Linked DNA regions of Mus musculus: all the other regions are linked to region 1. Evidence: chromatin loops called from intact Hi-C (ENCODE). Cell type or tissue: heart. All regions are shown on one strand.

What was found. Hi-C counts contacts between places; a loop is a spot of excess contacts. Peaks named below come from ENCODE experiments on the same cell type or tissue, not always from the same donor. Only the 100,000 strongest peaks of a DNase experiment are listed, where the experiment ranks them.
Region 2: it touches region 1 in a loop (14-fold over the local background); 14 of 42 quality-filtered maps call a loop at or near these places.
Region 3: a loop joins it to region 1, with 12 times the contacts of the local background. A loop is called at or near these places in 17 of 42 quality-filtered maps.

Annotation. Positions count from the first base shown.
Region 1 is chr1:21,214,168-21,222,167 of GRCm38, reverse strand. Tmem14a (transmembrane protein 14A) reads right to left here and starts at 3,593. Exons shown (of 5, transcript NM_029398.3): 1 at 3,279-3,593. The region is part of intron 1 of Gm28836 (a long non-coding RNA gene); the gene reads left to right. In heart, a CTCF peak has its summit at 3,589 (motif pointing left); a DNase peak (open chromatin) is centred at 3,447; H3K4me3 peaks cover 1,347 bases; H3K27ac peaks cover 856 bases; H3K27me3 peaks cover 546 bases.
Region 2 is chr1:22,266,017-22,274,016 of GRCm38, reverse strand. No RefSeq gene overlaps it. Among named protein-coding and RNA genes, the nearest start is that of Kcnq5, 310 kb to the right of the region's middle. In heart, a CTCF peak has its summit at 4,845 (motif pointing right); no DNase peak of the experiment used is centred here.
Region 3 is chr1:21,341,236-21,349,235 of GRCm38, reverse strand. It overlaps the pseudogene Gm21909. Among named protein-coding and RNA genes, the nearest start is that of Khdc1a, 4.4 kb to the left of the region's middle. In heart, a CTCF peak has its summit at 4,724 (motif pointing right); no DNase peak of the experiment used is centred here.

The sequences.
Region 1 (8,000 bases):
GCACGTAACTCCATATCACCACAGCCAATCACCACACAAGCTTTTATGAGGGCAGTGCTATCATTGTGAGTATTTCCTGGGTGAGAAAACTAAGGTGCAGAGAAAGCAGGCAATGTCCAAACCACACACAGCCAAGATTTCAGGATCAGAGACGTCTCACCGTAGGCGTCTCTGCAATCCCGCCCCTGAGAACAAGGGGCATCCAGCTGAACAAGGTGAACAACAGTGTGAGTGGTGGGCTTGAGATCTCGTGGAGGGTTCTTCTGTTCAATCGCCCCACACCCTGTGACACAGTGCACCATCCACCTGTGACTCACTCTCTTCTGCCCTATGAGCATCTCACAGGAGGCCCCACGTAGTACTATGTAGAAACTGGTCATACCATATACCTCAGCCTCCATGACACCGAGGCTTACTAGCTGTGTCAAACCAGGTGCGTTCCTCAGCTGCTCTGTGGTTCAGTTTCTCCATTTTAATAGAAGGAAATTATAAATGTCTAGCTCACATGGTTACTTCCAAAAATAATTAGAGTACCAGGATAGTGCCCGGCACTTACTGAGTGTTCAGGAAACATTAATTGTTCAAGGCCCAGAAAGAAAAATCCCATGTGGTCTCACTTATACTACATGTCAATTAAAAATAAAGGTACACTTTAGAACAAACGTTAGCTGTGTTTGGTAATATCCTTCCCTTGATACTCCCACTTTAAAAACCATTACTGTTTCAGCACACCAAGAAGACAACTAATGTAGAGTAAATCTGTCACCTGCACATTCAATGAGGCATATTTAAACCCCTTTGCACTCAACAAGTATTTACTGAGCATTATCTTTGTGCAAGGCAGTAGGAAGCAGTTTTGAAAAGGTTGTAGACACAGGCTGGTCTACAGTACAACAGGGCAGGGAGTAGCAGATGGTGAACAGCCCCACGGGGACAGGCGTCTGTTGGACATTGGAGTCTAAGGATGGATGTCCAGGGGAGGCAGGGTCCCAGCTGGGATCTCGGGGAAGCCGGAACAAGCAGAGTAAGCCAGTGTTCCAGGCAGATGAATGAACATGTGCAGAGCCTTCCGGGAGTTGGTGAGCAAGCAAGGCATGTTTGTAAATAAAGTGAAATGAAATGCAAAGGGTAGGGGGAGGAGTGGGAGAGCTTGGTGAAGAATCTGAGCCCTGTTTCCAGCACCTATGCTGGGCAGCTCACAACTGCCCGAGACTCTAGCACCAGGACATCTGATGACCTCCTTTGAACTCTAAGGCCGAGTGTGTACACACCCACACAGAGACACACACGATTAAAGAATAATGACACTCCTGGCAGTGGTGGCACATGCCTTTAATCCCAGCACTTGGGAGGCAGAGGCAGAGAGGCAGAGAGGCAGAGAGGCAGAGAGGCAGAGAGGCAGAGAGGCAGAGAGGCAGAGAGGCAGAGGCAGAGGCAGGCAGATTTTTGAGTTCGAGGCCAGCATGGTCTACAGAGTGAGTTTCAGGACAGCCAGGGCTACACACATAAATTCTGTCTCAAAACAAACAAACGAATAATGACACACCTTAAATCCTGAAACACACATGTTTTGTGCAAAGAGTGTCCATTAGAAATATCACCTGCGCTCACATCACCCTGTAAGGGGAGTCTGTGGGTCTTGCCCCAAGGTCAGTGAAGGGTTAAGCCAGCAAGCCTTACAGGCAGACTTAATGTTTCCTAGCTGTGGTAGTGGAACATACTCAGGAAAGGCAGGGGGACATGAATCTGGAGCTGAATGCAGTGGAGCTATCAGTTGATGAGAGTGCCCACCTGTGAGAAAGGACAATAAAGGGGAGCGTGCATGCATTTGAGAGTCAGCCTTGAGAGTCTACAGCCTGGAGGTGGGCAAGGCTGGGGAGTTACAAGCAAGGCTCCCTACTGGTCTCTGTCTTGGAGCACTAGTGGAATTAAGGGTGGGAAGTCTTGATGCTTTTCCCTTAGTCAGAGTCTCTGGGCAGTAGTGTGTGTGTGTGTGTGTGTGTGTGTGTGTAAGCACGAGAGCATGTTTGTGTGTGCACATACACATATATTTGAACTATTCACTGATGTGCCTAATAGTCAAGAAGACATACTTTTTTAAAAATCCAAAGCTAATAGCACAGATTATTCGTCACTGGATAGTAACGTGGATTCTAATTTTTCTTCTAAGCTAACTTAAAATATGAAAAGTGAGTTCACCTTCTTGAGTCCCCCAACTGATCGTGTGACCCTGTTTCAATAAGAGATAAATTCCTTTAATTTCCTGCTTGAGATTCGTTGCCTGTCAGATTCTTTTTCTCTGCCAGCCAAGCTCAAGTAGGGCAAACCCACACTAGTTCATCCATTGCTGACCTGCACACAGCTCCAAGCGCACTGCCCTGAGAGAATGAGTGGGTGGCTCCAATACACAGCCTGTGTGGAAGTTATCCAGTGGCTGGCCACCCCCCCAACCCACACCCACACCCCCACTGCCTCACCATCCTTGGCTACATTGTCAGGAATCCCACAATTCCTGCGTCTCCACAGAGAACTGAGTTTAGTTCTATAGAAGGGTAAAATTAATCCATTGCCAACAATTGCTTACTGTGAAAACTTACACAAGTCAGTTATCTTGCTGGCTTCTTCTGGAAAGCAAAGGACACTTGCCTCCCCGCACCTGCTTCCCAAACCCCAAAGGGTGTAAGAACTTGAAAGTTGTGGAATGTGGCTGGAAGAGGGAGGCATGTTCACTGCATGTTCATGCAACAGACAGAGGCTAGGTGCTGATATAGGACTGGAAAACGTCCTGGATGCAATGCAACAAAATTATTCACTGCTTAGCATAGGAAACTGAAAATCCCTCCGCAGCCCCACCATCTCAGGTCCTCCTGAATCTTCTCCACCCACTAAGATATCTGTAAATAAGTATGCACAAAGCATTTTCACATAAAAATAAACTAATTACCTATGATCTAAGTGGGCATGAGAGCCATTTTTGAAGCAAGTCTTGGTTGAACTTTACCTACCACCACGCCTCACCTCTGGGAAGGTAAAGAGTAAGACAGATGCGATATTTAGGGCCCCCAGGAAAGCAGAAATTCAGGAAATTGGAAGGATGAGCCAGAAAAGATCTGTGGGAGGGCAGATGCCATTCCCTCCCTCCCTCCCCAGGTCGTCTGAACTGTTTTCTGCTGTGAAGATCGAGGGACTGAAGGAGAGGGCGGATGCTCAGCAAAGAACGGTTTATTCTCATGCCTTTGCATGAAAAGTTTCTTTTAAGGGATGGATGCACAGCTCACCTGCACCCTTGAGCACTTGCTGCAGCTGGTGAAAGCGGAAAAAGCGCAAGAGTAGTCCCTCAATCCGGAAGCAGTTCTGCGCAGGCGCACTGCCTAGCTGCGACCCGCCTTAGAGAGCAGAGTGCACAGAGCTGAGTCCTCTCTGGAGCTGGTTCGTGCGTTGTAGAGTCCTGGATCCCAAGTTCTTCTACTGTCCTCGGCCTGGGAGTGGGGTGCAGCTCTGGGCCAGCAGAGGCCAAGACCCTGGGAAGTGAAGTCGCTTCCCCACCCGGCTGTGTAGGCCCCGAGAGCGCAGGGTTGGAGTCTGCTTCCCCCTGCCGGCCGGGATGATGCTTGCAGAGGGACTCCTTGGTTTAGCTAGGATCCCCCTACATCGTCATAAGAATTTTAGGAAGGTAAACAACATATACATAGTCTACAAATTGTTTCCACTTTCAGTGGAGGTGGGGACGTTCCAGAATGCGAAGGTCTTCAGGATCAGTGAAAGTTAACCTGATTTCAAGGCATGAATGCCGGTAGGTAGATAAGGGCATAGATAGCCTCCTGATCTTTTACTCTTTTACTCTGTGGGATCAAGGTATCCAGGTTTAGATGATCAGGAGGTGTGGCACATAACGCCACAGTTGGAAAGAATTTTGAGTCCTGCAAGGCTAGGGGAATCAGTTTCCAGAAAATCTCCTTACACTGACATTAAATTGTGTCTCTTGGTAAATTCTCATGCGACTCCAGTTGGGCTTTCTAGGATGGAAATAGTAATTAGGATGAACACTGTGCCCTCCCTTATACAACAGCAATCAAGGTATTCAGGAAAGCTCCAGAATTCTCGGAGGTGAGGAGTAATAGAATTACCTCAAAGACATATACATTAATTATATACATTAAACAGGTGGCATTTGTTTGTTGATCCTACACACCACACCACACACACACACACACACACACACACACACACACATTTGGAGAAGTAATGTGACTGCTTTTGAGAACTGGGAAATCTATACTGCTCCTAGAGAATTAATCAGACCCTGGAAGTGTCGCAGGGGCGCTGACATAGGGCTATGGAGTGACACGGAGCTATGGAGTTAGTCCCATCCTAAAGTTTGCTTTCAGATTCTCCTGGTTCTCTCTTCTTCCCACATCCTGATTGTGCACACGTGGCCTAGCTATCTCTGTCTCTGTCTCTCTCTGTCTGTCTCTCTCCCTTCCCCCCCCCTCCTCAGATTCAGAACTCTTTCCTACTCAAAGTCTAAAAATAATATGAAAACCCTCTTGGAAAGCTTTATTATTTCCATGGCATGCTTGGGTAAATGATGGCTCCTTTACTCACAGTGGATTTAGAGTTTGGTCTTTGTTGTTGTTCTGTTGGTCTGAAAGTTGGAGCACAGTCCTTCTTGTGCAGTCTGTTGCACTTAAACACCCCTCATACCATCAGCCCCGGCAGCAGATTAAGATATGGCTCAGAATAGACACTCAGAGATTCTCCTACTAAAGTACCAGAAGATGAAGCCGCCACAACATGCTCCTATTCAGTGATTCTAAATGAACCCCAGAGAACATCTCTCTGTAGGGCATTTGGGATTCCACACTGTCAGATATGTGGAACAGGACTGCTCTTAGGTAGAGGGAACTTGTCACCTGAGCTCAAGCCATCAGCTGCCACCTGCTCGAGTGGAAGCCAAGGGTGGAGCTGAGGATGAGGGTGCAGTGAAACCTTCGGCCTTTGCCAACCTGTAAGACTGTCTACCTACGATCCATGGTGACAGAGACACAATTCCCTGTGGCCTCAGCACCTCTGCCAACTTGTAAGACTGTGTGATAGTTAGAGTGAAAATGGCCCCTAAATGCTCATAGCAGTGGCACTATTAGGAGGTGTCCCCTTGTTTCATGAAGTATGTCACCGGGAGTGGGCTCTGTCTCTTGGCCTTGAGATGCTCGAGCCAGGCCCAATGTCACCCTTTCTTCCTGATGTCTGTACTTCCTAATATATAACCCTCAGATCCCCAAGTGTCTGCCTTCATGCCACCATTTTTCCTGACATGATGACAATAGGCTAAATCACGGAACCATAAGCCAGCCCCAATTAAGTGTTTTTTTCTTTATAAGAGTTGCTGTGGTCATGTCTCATCGTGGCAATAAAAACCCCAACTAAGACAGACTTTTTGTCCATATTTCGTAGTAACAGAGATGCACAATTCAGTATGGCCTAGAGCCTTTGGCATGCCGGAGAAATACATAAAATCTCAAAGGAAGCTCGGTTAATAAATATCCTGAAGAGTAAATGGTCTTGAGTTATGTCTATCAGCATAACTTCAGAATTGTGTCACATGTAAGTACTGTCATGAACTGTCTGTAATGGGACTGTGTGTGGTCCCCCATGATAGGAGACACACAGCAGTGCTACTGTGGATTGATGTGTATTTCCCTAATGCAAACAGTGAGATTAAATTAGAGGTTAGTGGAAACAGAAAATTCTTTACTCTGCCTGACATTTGCACCTGCTTCCAATCCTTACAGTTTTGAGAATTGCAGATCCCAGAGGAAAGCTGCTAGCTCTGTAGTAATGGGTGTTTCCATAGGTAGAGGAGAGGAGAAAATGGTGGAAGGGAGAAGCAGGCCACCAGTCCATTTGTCCAGCCCGCTGTCTAATCAGTCAGGACTTTCTGAGTTATTCTCACTGGGTCCTAAGCCTGATTCTCAACAATCACTGAGAAAGTCAGTGTGTCTCAGGTATTCCAAGTGTACACTGCAAAGAGTCTTCACTCTTTCCTTTCTGATCCATATGGCAACTTTACTTCTGTTCATCAGGCAAAGACGTGTTGAATCAGCATGTGTGCATACAGTACATAGAATATTAATAATTACTTAATGTTTGAGAGAGAGTCTCACTACGTAACCCACATTGGTCTGGAATCCCCTATATCTCCCAGGCTGGACTCAAAGCCACAGTGATCCTTTTAGCCTCAGCCTTCCAAGGGCTGAATTATAGATGTGAACCACCTAGTCTGGGTTATAACCTATTTTAAAATTACCATATGTTGCTCTGCTAACACTGTGAAGGTTAATGTACATGTGTACAATAAAATGGAATGTAAAGGGGGAGTACAAATAGTATAGGATTAATTAATAACCCCTTCCTATATTCAATTTTTAAAAAGTGACACATTTCCATGACACAACAATCTTTTCATTTGGTGATGGGGGTGTACACCTTTAATCTCAGCACTTGAGAGACAAGGCCAGGTGGACCTGTGAGTTTGAGACCAGCCTTGTCTACTGAGTGACTTCCAGGACAGAAAGGATGACACAGAAAAACCCTGTCTCTTAAAACCAGAAGGAGAAAGAAAGAACAGTGTTTTCATGTTCTTTTTTTTCAGTGATACTTCTAAGGACTGCCTCTAGCCCTGAGGACATTCATTTTCAGAGGTCTCAGAAGCAAGAAGTCTCGATAGAAATCACTCTGCCCTCAAGCTCGGCTCTCCTCAAGGCAGAATTACACAAGTCCTCTGTCAGCACAGTGTGCTGCCATCGAGCTATTTATGCTGCCTAGGAAAGCATTTGAGTAGAACACTCATGACCTTACCTCTGAGAAACGGCAAGGTTTTAGATTCTATTACACACACACACACACACACACACACACACACACACACACACACCCTAACCTCATGCAGTGACCTACACTGAATCTGCAGCTTGTCTGATAGACCGGCTGTGTATCCGCCAGGTCATTTGCACCAATAAGCTTATCACAGAGGCTCTCCACGTCTCGAATGCCCTTGACTGTGAAACTCTTCCAAAGCCCACCTGATGCCACCTCTCATCATCTCTTAGAGGACTTGGTGGCTGCTTCTGCTGAGTGAATCTGGATTTTGAGTGGGAAACAGAACAGTTTGGCAGTTTGTTTGCTTGTTTGCTACCTAGCTAAGCCTTCTTGGAGTTTAGTCTTAAATATACACAATGATCTTCCAAGGGTGGTGCCCAGACCTGTGTGAGCACCACTTGAGAGAGGATTAGAAGAGCAGATTCTCAGGCCCTTCTCCAAAGCCAGTCACCTGGAAGCCTGGAGGTCAGGCTCTGTGCTCATGTGCAGCGCAGCAGCTCTAGTGCAGGAAGCTTGAGAGTCTGTGCCACACTTGATGCTACACACAGACACATTTCAGGACTCTTCTTCCAGTGTTGCTTCTAAACTCGGTTCAGTCTCTAAACTATGAGCCCCAGCAATACAAGAAAATGAAGTACAGCCTCCCAGTATGTCACAGCACAGACTAAAGTCTCTCATTACCAAAGAGAGGAACGAGGGTAGACAGCAAGGAGTGACAGGACCAAATCCACACTGAAAGCCAGCAGGGAAACACCAACCCTGCCATCTCCATGTCTGGCATTATCTGGGCTCCAATGAGCTTTGGCAGACTTGACTTGTCAGCTCTTGCCGCCCACAGCATGTCACCTCACTCTTGGGCCAGCTTTGCTCAGTGCCTGACATGTCCCACACCTTGAGGGCTTGCTCACCATCAGAGTTTATGCCTCCAGGAACGTTTTGCAGAGAGTACGATCAGTCACAAACTGGCTTTGGCAGACTTTCTGATGATAGTGAGAGGGAACAAAAATCTATAAGACTGCATCTCAGTCTGAACTCAAGCGTTTAGGTTGTGTAAGAAGTCTTCAGAAAATACCATTCTCCACAGCTTGCGGGGTGGAGCATGTTCAGGAACTAAATGAAGA
Region 2 (8,000 bases), 1.1 Mb before region 1:
AGTAAGTAGCAGTAATGTCATAATATAATATTATAGTAATTATTATGAGTAGTGATAATGTAATTATGTTGTTACACAATAATGTAATGACATGTAGTAAATATTAGTGTATGTGTAATGTTCTCATGAGTTGACCTTATTCAGGTTATACTAATTTCACAGTATGGGGAGGTCTTCAGGTTTTAAAACTTTTTTTGGTTGTGTTTCAAATACATGTCATATGTATTTGTTTCTGATTCTAGCTAATTATCTGTCAGTTACTCCAGTGTGGGCAATCTCATACATAGATAGCCAGGGGAGTGTGAGCATGAGAACTCTAGGCCAGTGGGTCAGGTCTCCGCTCGGAAGAGAATTCCAGTTTATCCCTCTCGTCCCCTCATCTCCAAACTCTTCAGAAGTGGCCTTTCTCCCCCTGCATCCAGCCCTCACCCCTTGCTCACTGACTTCTCCAATTTAGGGTTTCCAGATCAAACTCATGATTTCCAATTAAATATGAGTCAAATAAACAGCACATGATTAAAGTTATGTGAAGGCTTTTAAAAATTACTTGCTTATCTGAAATTAAAATGCAACTGAGAATCACGTGTTTTCTCTTGCTAACTTTGGCAACCCTCCCCATATCTTCACCTGGTTCATATTTCCCAATATTTTGTTGAAATATTCTCTACAATTCTTCCTAACTGCCCAAAACTACGTCCAATTTTTTAAGCAGCTTTGACTACGAATATGAATTTCCTCCTCTGAGATAGGCTTTGCCTAATGGTTGTTGTTCTCTAACATTGAGTAAAACTGAATTTTGTTCTGAAATCTCCATGCTGAATCAAACCGAAGTCCCTACTATCACCACGATGTCTAGAACAAGCAGGTCCCACAGCCCTGCTTCAGGGACTCTGTACTTTGGCCCCTATTGCCTATCAAGAGAGCCTTGTCCTTGCACAAGAGATACTTGGAGTGGGCTTGACCCCGACTGCCAACATAACACAAAGTAAAAGGGTTTGTCAGCCAGGCCCTCTTCATCAGCATCTTCCGTGTATAACTATTGAGATGGGTACAAAGTAGAAGGAGACACATCTGGACCATTCTGTTACTTTGTCCACTCCCCGTGTTTCTGGCATGTTTCTGGTTTGTTTTGCTCTGGGTCTATGTTATCTTTACTGTCTCTATCTGTCTAAGAAGTCTAAGCTCCAAACCAAACCTACAGCACCTGATCCAGTGGTCCAGCTCCTCATATCAGAGTTAGAAAACTACTAATCATATAAACCCAAAGCCATTTTATTGGGTCATGCTCCTTCACTCTCCAAGTTTCAAAATATAATTATGAGCCACATAACAGTATTTTTGTTAACAGTGGACTGCATATATGACAGTGAGGACCATCTAGCCAGCTATGGATTAAACCCATCACCTAGATAGGTTCTTGTGTTCTGTCTCATTTGTAATTGCACAATCTTGATCATTGAGCCACATGTGTTTGATTTATTCTTGAAAATGATGATGAAGCCATTGAGAGATTAAAGAAATCATAAGGAACAGAGGGCCATGATAACCTGCAATGTTTAGACAGCATGGTCCAAGATCGCAGATTCTGAATACTGGAGTTGGGGCCTTAGACTCAGGACAAAAATGGCTGACACCGAATGTCCAGAGAACCCCAAAGTAAACAGTGAAGTAATTTGTTATCTAACTATTTGTGACCTAAATGTGTGAGTGTCATATAAATCTGGCTTTGAGGTCAGGATCATTCCTTGTACTGGGTGCTTTTGACTTCTGTAGAACTGCATGCCTATAACCTGTGTGCTGGTTTGTTTGTATTCTATGCTTGCCTGTCTTTGGCCTACATGTGCTAGTACATATCTTGAGTCTGCCAGAGGTTGTTGGTCTGTGTGGTGTTCCTTACCACAAATAAATAATGTCTTATCTGCTTGTGACTTCCCACAATCTCTTCAACCTCTTGGCCTCTAGTGACCTCCCTCCTATCCCTAGGCACTGGACCTTGGCCCTAACAGAAGTCCATGAGGAATTGGAGAAGGGTACTTTCCATTCATACTTTATTTGTTCACCCAAATCTTTTGAGTGCTTTAGGTTAGTAAATCACCAAATAATCATATATATATATATAAGGGAAAAGAAAAGCTTTTATAACCAGGACTTCAATGAACCCATGATTATGCCTGAGGTCAGACAGAAGCGCAGTCATACAAGAAGGCTCTCCTAACCAAATAAAATATCCGATGAGAACCATATCACAGGGCCAAACCTCGCATCAGAACACAGTCTGTGCTAACAACAGGAAAGAGGTCAGTGGAACACTGAAAATGGAAATGAGGTCACTAGGTTTCAAATACCAGGGTAAAGAAGCAGGTGGCGGGGCATGGTCATGCAGTGTTGCTTCTAACCTCTTAAAAAAAAAATCTGAGGGTTTCCTATCTTTAACATGGTGTTCAATATTTCTTTAGCAGGAGGCAGGTAACTGCGAATGGAAATAAGAGCCAAAGTGTCTAGTAGCTCAAAGTACAAGTTTCCTTTGTGCTGGCTAACACTCAGCAAAGCTGAGCAGATGAACACTAATTACTACCAGGTTGAAGGAAACCTTGGAGTCACCAGTATGTGACTTTTAGGTTCCCCCAAAGTTAGTGCCACAGCAAAACAACAACCCAGATGCCCCTCAACAGAGGAATGGATACAGAAAATGTGGTACATTTACACAATGGAGTACTACTCAGCTATTAAAAAATGAATTTATGAAATTCCTAGGCAAATGGATGGACCTGGAGGGCATCATCCTGAGTGAGGTAACCCAAACACAAAGGAACTCGCACAATATGTACTCACTGATAAGTGGATATTAGCCCAGAAACTGAGGATACCCAAGATATAAGATACAACTTGCTAAACACATGAAATTCATGAAGAATGAAGACCAAAGTGTGGACACTTTGCCCCTTCTTAGAAATGGGAACTAAACACCCATTGAAGGAGTTACAGAGACAAAATTTGGAGCTGTGACGAAAGGATGGACCATCTAGTGATTGCCATATGCAGGGATCCATCCCATAATCAGCTCCCAAACGCTGACACCATTGCATACACTAGCAAGATTTTGCTGAAAGGACCCAGATATAGCCGTCTCTTGTGAGACTATGCCGGGGCCTAGCAAACACAGAAGTGGATGATCACAGTCAGCTATTGGATGGGTCACACGGCCCCCAATGGAGGAGCTAGAGAAATTACCCAAGGAGCTAAAGGGAACTGCAACCCTATAGGTGGAACAACATTATGAACTAACCAGTACCCTGGAGCTCTTGACTCTAGCTGCATATGTATCAAAAGATGGCCTAGTTGGCCATCACTGCAAAGAGAGGCCCATTGGACTTGCAAACTGTATATGCCCCAGTACAGGGGAACCCCAGGGCCAAAACGGGGGAGTGGGTGGGTAGTGGATTGGGGGGGGGGGTATGGCGGACTTTTGGGATAGCATTGAAAATGTAAACGAGAAAAATACCTAATAAAAATAAAATAAAATTAAAACAAAACAAAACAAAACAAAAAAAAAAAAAAAAAAAAAAAACAAAGCTCGCCTTAATTAGTTTGGCCATGAATCGCATCAGTGGTCTTTCTCCTCACGTCTGTTGGATTAACAGCTCCATTCCATTGGCTGGAGACCCAGAGTGAGTCAAGCATGAAACACTGAGCAGAATACTGGCCATCATCCCTGCTTCCTGGCCATGGGTGCAATGAAGCTGGCTTCACATTCCTGCCTTCACCACCTAAGGACCACTCTGTCTCACGTTGCTTCTGACTATTTTGTCACATCAATGAACAAAACAACCATTAAATGTAGTATTAATAATAAACAATAAACATACTAACAAGGAAGAGAGAAACAAATGAACACATATATTAAACAAACCAATCAACCTGAGTTCTGCCTTCACTCTGAGGGACTAGCTGCTCAAAACTGCATTGAAATAAAGCCAAATTCATTTCCCTAGCCATTTATAACTCTTACATTTGATTAAAATTACCAATTTCATACCTGAGAACAATGTTTTAGGGCTTCATTTATGTTCTTGAGACATTCTTGGAGTGAGGCTTTCAAATAATATCTTAAAGAGTTATGAGGTGTTCTCCTCACACATTTGTAGTGGTGATGGTAGAGGTAGGTCCTAGAACATCCACTCTTAAGACCTCAGGTCATGATTCTGAGCATTAGTGTGTTTGGCAATTTGATTATGGTTTAGGGAGTGGAGATGCTGGTGTGTATCACTCAGGAATATCTACTAAGGGAAAAAGGAAGCTGGTGCCGAAGAACAATAATTTTAATATATGGCAACTGTATATCAAACATGACTCAGAGGTTTTTAAAATTCCTTTTCCTAGAAAACTAGGCAATCAAAATGCTAGATGACAGAAAATTAAACAAACAAAAGACTCTCCAGAGTGTGGGTAGATGGCCTCACGGCAGAAAAACATAGAAGAAACCTCAAATACAGAGTGGGTAGTAGCTGGCCTCTTAAAACTGTGACCTCCTCATCTTTCCTCTCCAGAACCCCGCGTGTTGAAGACCACGCACACACAGATTGAGCAGGGACTACAACTCAAATTGAAATTCCCAGTGTGCTCTCATCTTCGGAGAGAGTGGTATTTGTGAATTGCCACCGATTATTGGCAGCTGTATTATATTGTTCTCCTCCCTTGTCGAATAAAAAAGAAAAGAGAGCATGTGCTGTCATACTCTGCCACACCAGCTGAAGGACACAAGTTCAATATTAAAACCTGACTTCCACTCTGAACTCTGTCTTGCCCAAGTAGAAAACAAATGTAGTGGGGCATTTCAGCCACAAGATGGCAGCAGCGCTTCATGCAGCTTGGATACCCTTCACAGTACCATTGCCATAAAAATCTCAAGAGCAATTACAGCAGAATGGACCAAACTTGAAAGTTTGAGGCCAAACCTCGGAAACTGTCTTTACCATTACATAAACACATCTGCTTTGGAACTTTAACTGTCTTAAAATTTCAAAAATGTCCACATCCTTATCATTCTTTCTCATTAAAGAATTACGTACGATGCCTTCTTTTGTAATACGGAGTTTTACTCTTAAAGCTTTCAAATTGCAGTAAGTTCGTGTGATTTTCCTTAATGAGTCTGGCCGGAGAATCACTTACTCAATACGGAGTTGGTTGATGCTCAGGATCACGTTACAAGCAACCCCTAAGTGCCCAGACCAGACAACAGAAGCTAGGCATCGGGAGCTCTGAGGCACACGGGAAAACATTCAAAGCCAGGCTGGGTTAAACATCTGGAAGCTTGAAGAGCCGGGGGGGGGGGGGGGGGGAAACATACAAAGCTAGACTATGTTAAACGTTGGGAAATTGTGAAGGCTCCTAGGTCTACCACAACAAATTACCACAAAGTGGGTGACATAAAATAACAAGAGTTGTGTGTAAGCCCCGAGAGGTCAGAAACACAAAGCCATGGTAACTCAGAGGGATTGAGTAGCCTTAGAATATAGGAAGAATCTTTTCATAACCTTCCTAGTTTCTGAAGCTCCAGGTGGCCTTTGGAAGGTGGCAGTCTCTGTCACCACATTCCTTTGCCCTTCTACCCTAGATCCCTGAGGCTGTCATTGGAGTTTGGGTGTGGCAAGACCTCTTCTAAGGATATTAACTATTACAAAGAGTTGCAAACACAGGTACATTCTCACGTTCCCGGCATGCCTGTGGTTCAGGTAAATGAGGTCATTTCCATTCAGGTTCAGGTGGAAGCCGATTCGCGTCTGGTATCTTCCCAGTCTCATTACCACGAGTAACTAAGTCAGTCTGGAGAGAAGCCAGACCATAGCCACTGAATCAGTAAAGTTCCATTAACTATGAATCTGGGAGCTTCCCATCAACAAATGAACAAAAACAAAAAAGCAAAAAGAAGCCAAGAAATAACAACAACAAGACCTTCAAAATGTCTCTGAAAACCTTTCTGTGAGTCCTTGAAACAACTTGCTAGATGCGTTTTAACAGCCACTGCAACAATTTATACTTTTTACAATAACAACAAAACGTTCAAGTTGGGTTTTTCTTTTTTAAAAATGTATTATTCATTTTAACATTACCTATATACATGCATGTCTGTGTTTGGTGACATGCACGTGAGTGCCCAAGAGGCCAGAAGAGGGCATGAGATACACCGGAGTTGGAATGACAAGTGATCATGAGCCATCTGATGTGGCACTTAAAGGTCCTCTATAAGACGCTAGTATCTCTCAACTCCTAAATTAATCTTTTTGTGACGGGTATAAACAACTGGTTGTGAAATCTCACTATTTTCTGATATTGAACAGAAAACACAGACAATAATACTGACTACCTTGCATGTCTCAAAGGAATACATGAAGCATTCTTGATTATACAAAACGGTATAAGAACGGGACCTGTGTTTCCCACTCTCATCCTAACAGCCCACAGAGGAACAGTATAGATGCAGACACAGAGCCAGAGCCCTTCCTTCCTCAAAGGCTGGTCTTCTAACCCAACCACTAGGAGCAGTGTGACTTGAGAGCTTGTTGGAGATGTGGAACCTCAGATTCCATCCAAAACTGAATCAAAGGCGTCTTATAATGTCATCCCTGGGGAGGTATCTGGACACTAATCTTGGGAGAACTCTGCCCTAAGTGATTTTGTTGGAACGTTTTAATTTTTGTACAGGGACTCTTCTTGTCTTCTCTGATATTGAGGGCTCTTTAGGGACTCCCTCCAAGATCATCAATTGAGGCAAGGAAAGAAAAGAGTGACTCAGATGATCTGAATGAAACCTGCAGTAGCAGCATCTGACATGGACACTAGTCATGTTTAGCTCAGGTGACAGCAAAGTCAATGGAGGAACCTACAGAGTGGGCGATCTCAAGTCCAGCCTTCGAGTTTGGTCTTTCTAGAGGCAACTGTAAAGATTGACTGCAAGGGAGTGCCAGGGATATCACTTAAGAAATATATAATAGGAGTAAAGGAAATGGGGACGAACATTAGGAAGACATAAAAGGAAGGGAGAAAGCAAAAGAAAGGAAGGGGCGAAGTCAGCACTCGGCTACAGAGTCCTTTGATTTCCCTCACACCTCGTTTCTGGTTCCTTTCCAGAACGTGTGACTAACTATAACGTTCATCTCCATAAGGTCCGACCCAGTCCTGCTTTGAACTGCCCAGATGAAAGGCGCACCACAAATACAGAATGATGGCATCCAGGTTGGCGTTTGAGCAAGAAAGTATCTCAGTGTGGTCTCCTATTATTTAAAAGCTGAGAGTTCCTGACAGAGCTGCTGGGCTTCACACAGTCTCACTGTGGGTTGGTGAGCTTTCTGGCAGGGCCATGGTTGCCAAGGAAACTGCATCAGGAATGAACGACTGGGACTGTGGATTCTTGGTTGATTGGTGAAGCTTAAAGCCTAATACCGCATGCAAGACACACTTTTAGTGACCAGAGCAAAGGCAAATGATCGTTACAAGAAGGGATCGCGACTCTCTTCTCCCTCAGATCTCATCTGGTTGTCAGTTCCTAGTCCAGAAAGTTGTTGCCTTCTCTGGATCAATAAATGGGGCTTATAAACCATGAGCAAGAACACGTGAGCCCCACAAGGAACCGTTGCCTTCCTTAGTTGGTCACAGAAGTCTTTCTAGTCTTCCTGCAAGCAAATGTGAAAGTGCAGTGAGTAGGTGATACTCAGAAGTTTCCTGCCCTCTGCTTGCTTTGTTCATTAAGGACCAGAAGAAAGGCTGCCTTGCCATCTTTTCCACTAGGGGAATGTATGTGGAAGATTCAAGAATCTTACTTTTTGTTGTTGTTGTTGTTGTTGTTGTTGTGGTTCACTGCACATCTGTAAACTTGTCTTGACTGCTCCTGGATGGAGTTCTTCCTCTCTGCTCCCTGGGATGGCACCCACGACTTTTATTATCACATTCTATTGTTATTATTTGGGGAATGCCTATTATTTTTGTTCACGCCTATTGTTTTT
Region 3 (8,000 bases), 130 kb before region 1:
TGTGCTCAAGTTTGTCACCTTCCTTCCTGAGGCTGTACAGCTAATTGTCAACTTGTCACCATGGCAGCAAGATGACATTAGCTTCTTTGGGTTTGTTTGTTTTGTTGGTTATTTTGGTTTGGTTTTTGTTGTTTTGAATTGTTTTGTTGTTCTTGTTTGTTATGGTTTTGTTTGTTTGGTGCCAGTCTTGAACCCAGACTCCTTAGTTCTAAAGTAGTTCCCAGCCCCTAGGAATCTCTGTTTCAGGATGACTAATTTTGAACAGTTGTTGTGATCTTGACTCATTAAGACACTTCACATCCAGGTGGTGGTGGTGCATGCCTTTATTCCCAGAACTTGGGAGGCAGAGGCAGGCAGATTTCTGAGTTCGAGGCCACCCTGGTCTACAGAGTGAGTTCCAGGACAGACAGGACTACACAGAGAAACCCTGTCTAGAAAAAAGAAAGAAAGAAACTTGGGGTTGTTCGTTATTCATTTGTTTTATTGTGTGGAGGTGGGGTTCTTGGTGGCTCAGGCTGCTCTGGAACTCTTTAGATAGCACAGACTAGAGCTGCCTTCTTCATGTCTGTCGCAGGCTTCTGAGAACTAGGATTAGAGATGTGTGTCTCTCCATCCTGCTTTATTGGAGGCAGGATTTCTCTGTGTAGCCCTGGCTGTCCTGGCCCTCACTCTGTAGATGAGGCTGGCCTCAAATCAAGAGATCCACCTGCCTCTGCCTCCCTGTTGCTGGGATTAAAGGTGTGGGCCACTATCCCAGTCTTTGAAGAGTTATTTACATTTCAGAGGAAAGATCACTGGTTTCTTATCAGTCTACAGCTGTGAGCTCTTAGGATTTTATTCCTTCCACCTTTGTTCAAGTTGTTGTTTGTTTTTTGCTTTCTCTATCTCTTTCTTTTTTCCTTCTTTCTTCTCTTTCAATATTTTTTCTTTTTCTTTTCCTTCAGAGTTTTCTTTTGGGTCCAGTGAGCTCTCAGGCTTTACAAGCACATGGTTTTGATCCACAGAATTTCTGAGGAGTTTAGGACCTTTTTTTTTTTTTTTTTTTTTTTAGATTTATTTATTTATTTATTTATGTGAGTACACTGTATCTGTACAGATAATTGTGAGCCTTCATGTGGTTGTTGGGAATTGAATTTTTAGGACCTCTGCTCACTCTGGTCATTGTTTTCAGCACTCTGGCTCCTGTCAACTCCACTTGCTCAGTCCCTGCTTGCTCAGGCCCAAAGATTTAGTCATCAATATACATAAGTATACTGTAGCTGACTTCAGAGGCACCAGAAAAGGGCATCAAATCTCATTAGGAGTGGTTGTGAGCCACCATGTGTTTGCTGGGATTTGAACTTAGGACCTTTGGAAAAGCAGTCAGTGCTCTTACCCACTGAGCCATCTAGCTAGCCCAATAATGGGACTTTTAAATTCCTACTTTAGTGGCCAAGTGTGGTGGCTCACAGCTTTAATCCCAGCACCCAGGGGGCAGAGGCTGACAGATCTTTGTAAATTCACAGCCTCCCAGGTCTTCATAGTTTAAGGATTACCAGGATTGCATAGGGATACCCTATTTGAAAACATTATTCATCTGCAAAACTCCGACTAGTTTCCTCCAAACTCTGAGACTACTCCCCTCTGTGCATGTCAGGAATTCTGTGAGATTCCCTCTCAGTCTTCACCACGTTGCACCCTCTGTAGCCACAGAGGCTGGCACCCTGATAGGACCTGATCACCTGAGAGCCACCTCAGCACAGCTTACCTGGGAGCCTGAGAGCGATCCTGACTGAAACACACACTGCTGTCAGAATCAAATGGTCAAAAGTTTCTTGGAGATTGATAAACCTGCAGCAACTCAGAGCCAGGGTCCAAGAGACCTTCTTTCTCCAAAGGACATAATGAAGCATCTAGAGAGACTGCCACTGCGGACAATATGAGACAGTGTTTAAATGTGATTCAGCTCATTATTTGAAAAACCTACTTTTCTTTGCTTGGGTGTCATGTGGTCCCTCGCTGGTCTACATCTCATTGTATAGCTCAGAACTCTCTGAAACTCACAAAGCTCCCCCTCCCTTTCCTTTCACAGGCCTGGAATTAGAGTCATAGAGCACCAGGCCCTGCCACAAACACTTATTCTTAGTACTATAAATAATCTAAGAGATCACAGTCTAGAGAACAAAACCAAGGCTCAGAATCATGTGCCCACCTGTATCTTTATTAGAACAAATAGTAACAGATTAATCTTCAGGAAACTACAAGTATCAGCAAGAATTCTTAGAAGACAACTTGCTCTGTAAAAGTCTTAAATGAACAGCTATTAAGTCAGTGACATTAAATCATGTGGCAATCGAAAACTGCCCATGGTTTGATTTTATTTAGAAAATTGTCACTATAGCAGGTCACCCTGGTTCAAGTCTCAGCACTGGGGGATGGGAAGATTAAATAGTACTTACTCTCAAGCACACATGCAAGCATATGCTCCATCACACACACACACATGCATCATCCACACAAGCTCAAAATGTGTCCACAGAATCTGGATAATTCAGAACAAGAAAGGTGACCAGGATGAGAAGGGAAGGCCAACAGGAGAGGGTAAGTGGGGACATAAATGAGGTCAACTTTATATACAGACTGAGGTCTTTATGGCATCCACTTCTTTGTACAAAGATTATTCATTTAAGAAGACCCTTATTAGCCGGGCGTGGTGGTGCACACCTTTAATCCCAGCACTCAGGAGGCAGAGGCAGGCGGATTTCTGTGTTCGAGGCCAGCCTGGTCTACAAAGTGAGTTCCAGGACAGCCAGAGATATACAGAGAAACCCTGTCTCGAAAAACCAAAAAAAAAAAAAAAAAAAAAAAAAAGAAGACCCTTATTTATTTTAATATTTTTATTTATTCCTTGTGAACTTCAGATACATATACAATGTGTTTTGAGCTTGTCGATTTCTCATCTCCCCATTCCCTTTTCCCCTGAACACACTCTTACCCCTTCCTCTCCCATTTCATATTTTCTCTTTTCTTCCTTAGTCTCTCTGATCCATATGTGAGGGCCATTCAGTGGAGCAGGGCAGCCCACCAGTGGCCGTATCTAGAATAAAAGTATTGTCCTCTCCCAGCAGCTATCACCTGCCAATAGCTTTTGAAAAGGAAAAAGAGAGAGAAAGTGAGGAGAGGAGAGGAGAGGAGAGGAGAGGAGGGGAGGGGAGGGGAGGGGAGGGGAGGGGAGGGGAGGGGAGGGGAGGGGAGGGGAGGGGAGGGGAGGGAATACACCCTCATAGTAATAGGTGTCTCTGTTCCCACTCTTCCAGAGGCAGAGGCAATAGGATTGTTAATCTTGCGATTCACCAGGTATTGGGTGGTGAGGAGGAACGGTTCCACCATTTTGAGTCAAATTTAATGCAAGCTTTATTAAATATTAAATACTGACCAAGAAATGGACTTTGGTCAAGGCCATTCCCTGTATTTCCCAGGTGGAATGGTCCCAGCCATGTGTTGCAGGAATTTATAAGGGCAAACTTATCAGCTACAGTACTCTTTTTCCCCCGAGGCTTTGCTATTTTCCAAGAACTACAACTCCCAGCTGAAGAGGTCAGCTAACTAAAGACTGTTGGACAATTCCACTGGGCCCCTTCCCTCCCAGAGGGAAGAGGTCAGCTGAGCACATAGGCTGGAAGGGAGAGGCTGAGTAAGCCCCTACTACCTCATTACCAATCAGTTTAAAGGGCACACAGTTCCTCCAATCATATTGTGCCTAGTTGCTGATGCTCTATTCTGCCCCTGGAAACTGTATAAAAAAGTTGCTGAACTGGACAACCAGGTTGCAGCTTCTCCTTTGGGTACAGGACAACCCCAACAAGCTGGAACAATAAATTCCTCTTGCTTTTGCATCAATCCCAGCTGTGCATGGTTCACTCAGAGAGTCCCCAATAGCTAAAGTTACCTGGTCCTTGGGCAGGTGGGCCTTACAGGTTAATTTTGGGTGTTACAGATCCAAACCAGGTTCATTTAATATTGCTCTTCTAAGATAAATTATGATATGGGTGTCAACCTGAACAATACAAGCAATACCCTGTATCAAAACAAAATAAAAATGAAGAAAAACTGTAGTTGCGTGTGAAAAAATATAAAAGCAAAATTCTAGGCCTTTAGGCCCAGGCTTGGGAATGTGGCCTCTGTGACTCAATGCTCCAAGGTATGCTAATCATTAAACAGATATGACATTCCTCCACCCACCCGCTTCCTGGGTTCAAAGAGTGTTCATTCAAAGAATGTGCTATTGTTAGGGGCTCTTAGAAACTGTCTTGAGAGATAAGCCGAACAATTACCAGTTATTCCTTGTGACTCTTGTGACTTTGCACTTCCTTGTGACTCTTAACTTGTATCTTTGGTATTTTCCAACAACGCCCTCCCTACTTCCTTGAGTTGTGGTTTCTTCCTTTAAATACCCCCTTACCCAGCTATTCGGGGCGCCATGGTCCTCTACCCCTGCGTGGTGTATGACCGTGGGCCCGAGAGCGCTCTTGAATTAAAAGTCCTCTTGCAGTTTGCAGTAAGACCATTTCTCATGAGTGATTTGGGGTGTCGCCTCTCCTGAGTCAGAACGCGGGGGAGTCCTCATGTTGTGGGTCTTTCAGGTGCGCTAGTAAAGGTTTGCATTTCTTTGGAAGCCAGAGCAATGCTGTGGAAGGTGAAGGAAGATTTCTGAACACATCTTGAAACTTTGGTTGGCCTCTAGAGGGCAGCAAAGCATGCTAAGGAGTGCCACCCTGTTTTATAGGGGACAGGCTATAAAATCTTGCTTGCTTGGTCTCTTGACCAAGCTCAGAGTCATCAGCTTCCTTATCTGGAAATGTCAGGTTCTAAATATCATTATATTCAGGGTGATCATTACACCTTATCTGCTGGTTCCAAATAATTCCTTTCTTAATGAACAAAGCTTGTTTTGCCTCTGACTTAATCTCTTCCAAGAAACTCACAGTCCAGATTCCCGGCTATGAAGAAGCTAGCAACACCAATTTTCACAGCCTGCACTACATATCAGCACTACAGCTTATTCAACAACAATGGCATCACTTGCTACCTGGAACAGAACAACCGGGAACAAAAACAACAAGCCGTGTCCGTTGACGGCCTGCCAACCACATAGGCTCTATAAAATCCTGATTTCTTGTCCCACCTGCATCATGGTTTTAAATACAAAATGAAAATACAAACTAGACCCTTGAGTACCTAGACTCAGCATTGAAGCCTTTCAGGAACTATCCTGGCTTTGGACTAAGGTGACATCTCTGCTCTTCCCCTCTTATTGGTGTTGGAGGGCTTCTTCCAAAGAGATCCCTGCAGTAGGGTCAGCTTTAGAGGGAGTTTAGGACATGTAGTGAAATTGTTTAAAAAGACCAAGGTCTGGGAAAGGAGCCTAGTATTCAAGAACTAGATGTGCTGACAGTTCTGAGTTCTACCCCCACACCAGGAAAAGCTAACTTTTTGATACTTACGGTGTCTGTGTCTGTACAATAGAAGAGGGAATGTTTTGAAAATTGTTTCTTGACACATTCTACACTGGCCCCCATTGCAATGTCTCACCCCTAGAATAGGACAGTGGTTTCATTGTGGGAAACACACAGTAGACAATGAAGAGGGGAAGCTCACATCGGGAGGGGCTTAGCCTGCTGTAATCTGGGGCAGAGACATCAATTTAGATCTGGCATTGCAGAACATTCTGGATGAGAATTCAGGAAATTTATTGGGCATGGTGGCTCATGCCTTTAACTCCAGCACTTGGAAGACAAAGGCAGGTGGCTTCCCGTGAGTCCCAGACCAACCTAATCTACATAGGAAGTTCTAGGCTACCCAGGGATCCAAAAAGTGAGATCCAGCCTCAAAAATGTTTTGGACACCCTACTAATCAGTGTACTCAAGGCTTTGGGGTCCTTGGAACTTTTATCATCCCAAGTCACTTCCAACCTCTGACAGTCAGCAGCCTGGTCACCAAGATCTACCATGTGGCCATCCTGTCTGTTTTACCAAGTGACTGTAAATACCTTCTCTGACCTCTTCCACCCACCTTCTTCACACCCATTTATCTGTATTTTATAACGAGAACCATCAGCTTCGGGGAATATTTATTCACAGAATAAACCTATGTTTTCTCTCATACCAGAGCACCTGCCAGATTTCTGTTCAGAGAAGCAATTCATGCAAGAAATATGTAAAGTCCGGTCCCTCGATTAGTCTTCTTCTCCTTAACAGCACTATAGGCCACCCATGCTTTGGTGCCATATATAAAAGCCTATTCTGGATCAATAAGATAATCCAGAAGAAAGGACAACACATCAAAGACATTAAATAATACATAGCTTGCTTTCTTGGACATTTTTTTGGGGTTTTTGTTTTGTTTTGTTGTTTTTGGTTTCTTTTTTTTTTTTTTAAGACAGAGTTTCTCTGTATAGCCCTGGCTATCCTGGAACTCACTTTGTAGACCAGGCTGGCTTCGAACTCAGAAATCTGCCTGCCTCTGCCTCCCGAGTGCTGCGACTAAAGATGTGTGCACTACACCTGGCTGGACAGTTTTCTTGTAAAACAGTTTTGTACTTATCAGTCTTCCCTCAGAGACATGAGTGGAAGCCTGAGATGGACTGGAGAAGTCACAACTTTGAAACTCCCAGTAGTATGCTTCTCTTGTTCTCAACAAAGACTGACCATGACTTTTACTACTGTTCCTCACAGAGGTGAGCTTTTTATTACAGATAGAGTTAATTCTAACAAAACCCAAAACAATAGAAGAATTGGCACAAGAAAGACATAGTAATGTCCAAAGAGATAATCCTTATTCAACCTGGTAGCCAGAGACAGGTCCAGACCTCTAACTGCATCCTGATAAAGATGTCCAGGTTGGTCTTGGTCGGGGGCTGGCTCTGTTCCCACTGTAGCATCACATGGCTTGTGGAGGGATCTGTGGTCATGATGAGTACAACATTATGTCACTGAAAGAGTGTCTTCATGGGGATGTTGTGATAAAGAGGGTCATTCCAGCTCAAATCCTCCAACACAACCTCTGAATTTCTCCCTTTTCCTTTCTACTTCCCTGGTGAATTCATGCCATAAAAAAAAATCTCCATTGGGGCTGGTGAGATGGCTCAGTGGTTAAGAGCACCAACTGCTCTTCCAAAGGTCCTGAGTTCAAATCCCAGTAACCACATGGTGGCTCACAACCATCCGTAACGAAATCTGATGCTCTCTTCTGGAGTTTCTGAAGACAGCTGCAGTGTACTTACATTAAATGAATGAATGAATGAATGAATGAATGAATGAATAAATATTTTAAAGAATCGCCATCATTTTAGGCTCCCCCTCTTCATATGAATTCCAAGGAGTATGTGGGTACAAGATTCCACTGTATTGAGTACCAAATCCTCACAAGTCAGTCAAGGAAACCTAAATGCACTTCCAGTCTAATGATAAAAGTCCTGGTGGTAGCACACTGCCTTGACATACATAAGTGGTCACCACAACAGTGACTTAACTGTGTAATTACTGAGGAATTAACCCTAGTCTAATTCTCTAACACTAGACTGGCTACTTCCCCCAAACACTTTGAATCTTCCTGGGTTATTTCTACTCCAGCAGTGTAGTGTCCTAGAGAGGCATTTCATTGAGGCATGTGCTCTGGTCCTGACTAATGTAGACCTCCTCTCTCTGTCCTCTCTCTTTCTCTCTCTGGTTTTAAATTGGGGAGGGGGGAGTGAGATCTGCACAACAAAGGCTGTTGAACATGAGAACTTGCTCATATTGGGACAACCAGACTTTGAGGTATAGAATTTATCATATGAGTACAAGCACAACCAGACCCACCCCCAACATGGCCAAAAGCCGAGAACCCTTTCTCCAACTGAATGAAAGTGTGGCATTGCAGTTTGATGCAGTTAAAGTGTGTGCTTTTATGGCCCATGAACAGAAGAGGTGGGAGGACACAGGTAGACCACCAGCACTTGTTGGGTAGATGGGTAGCCTGG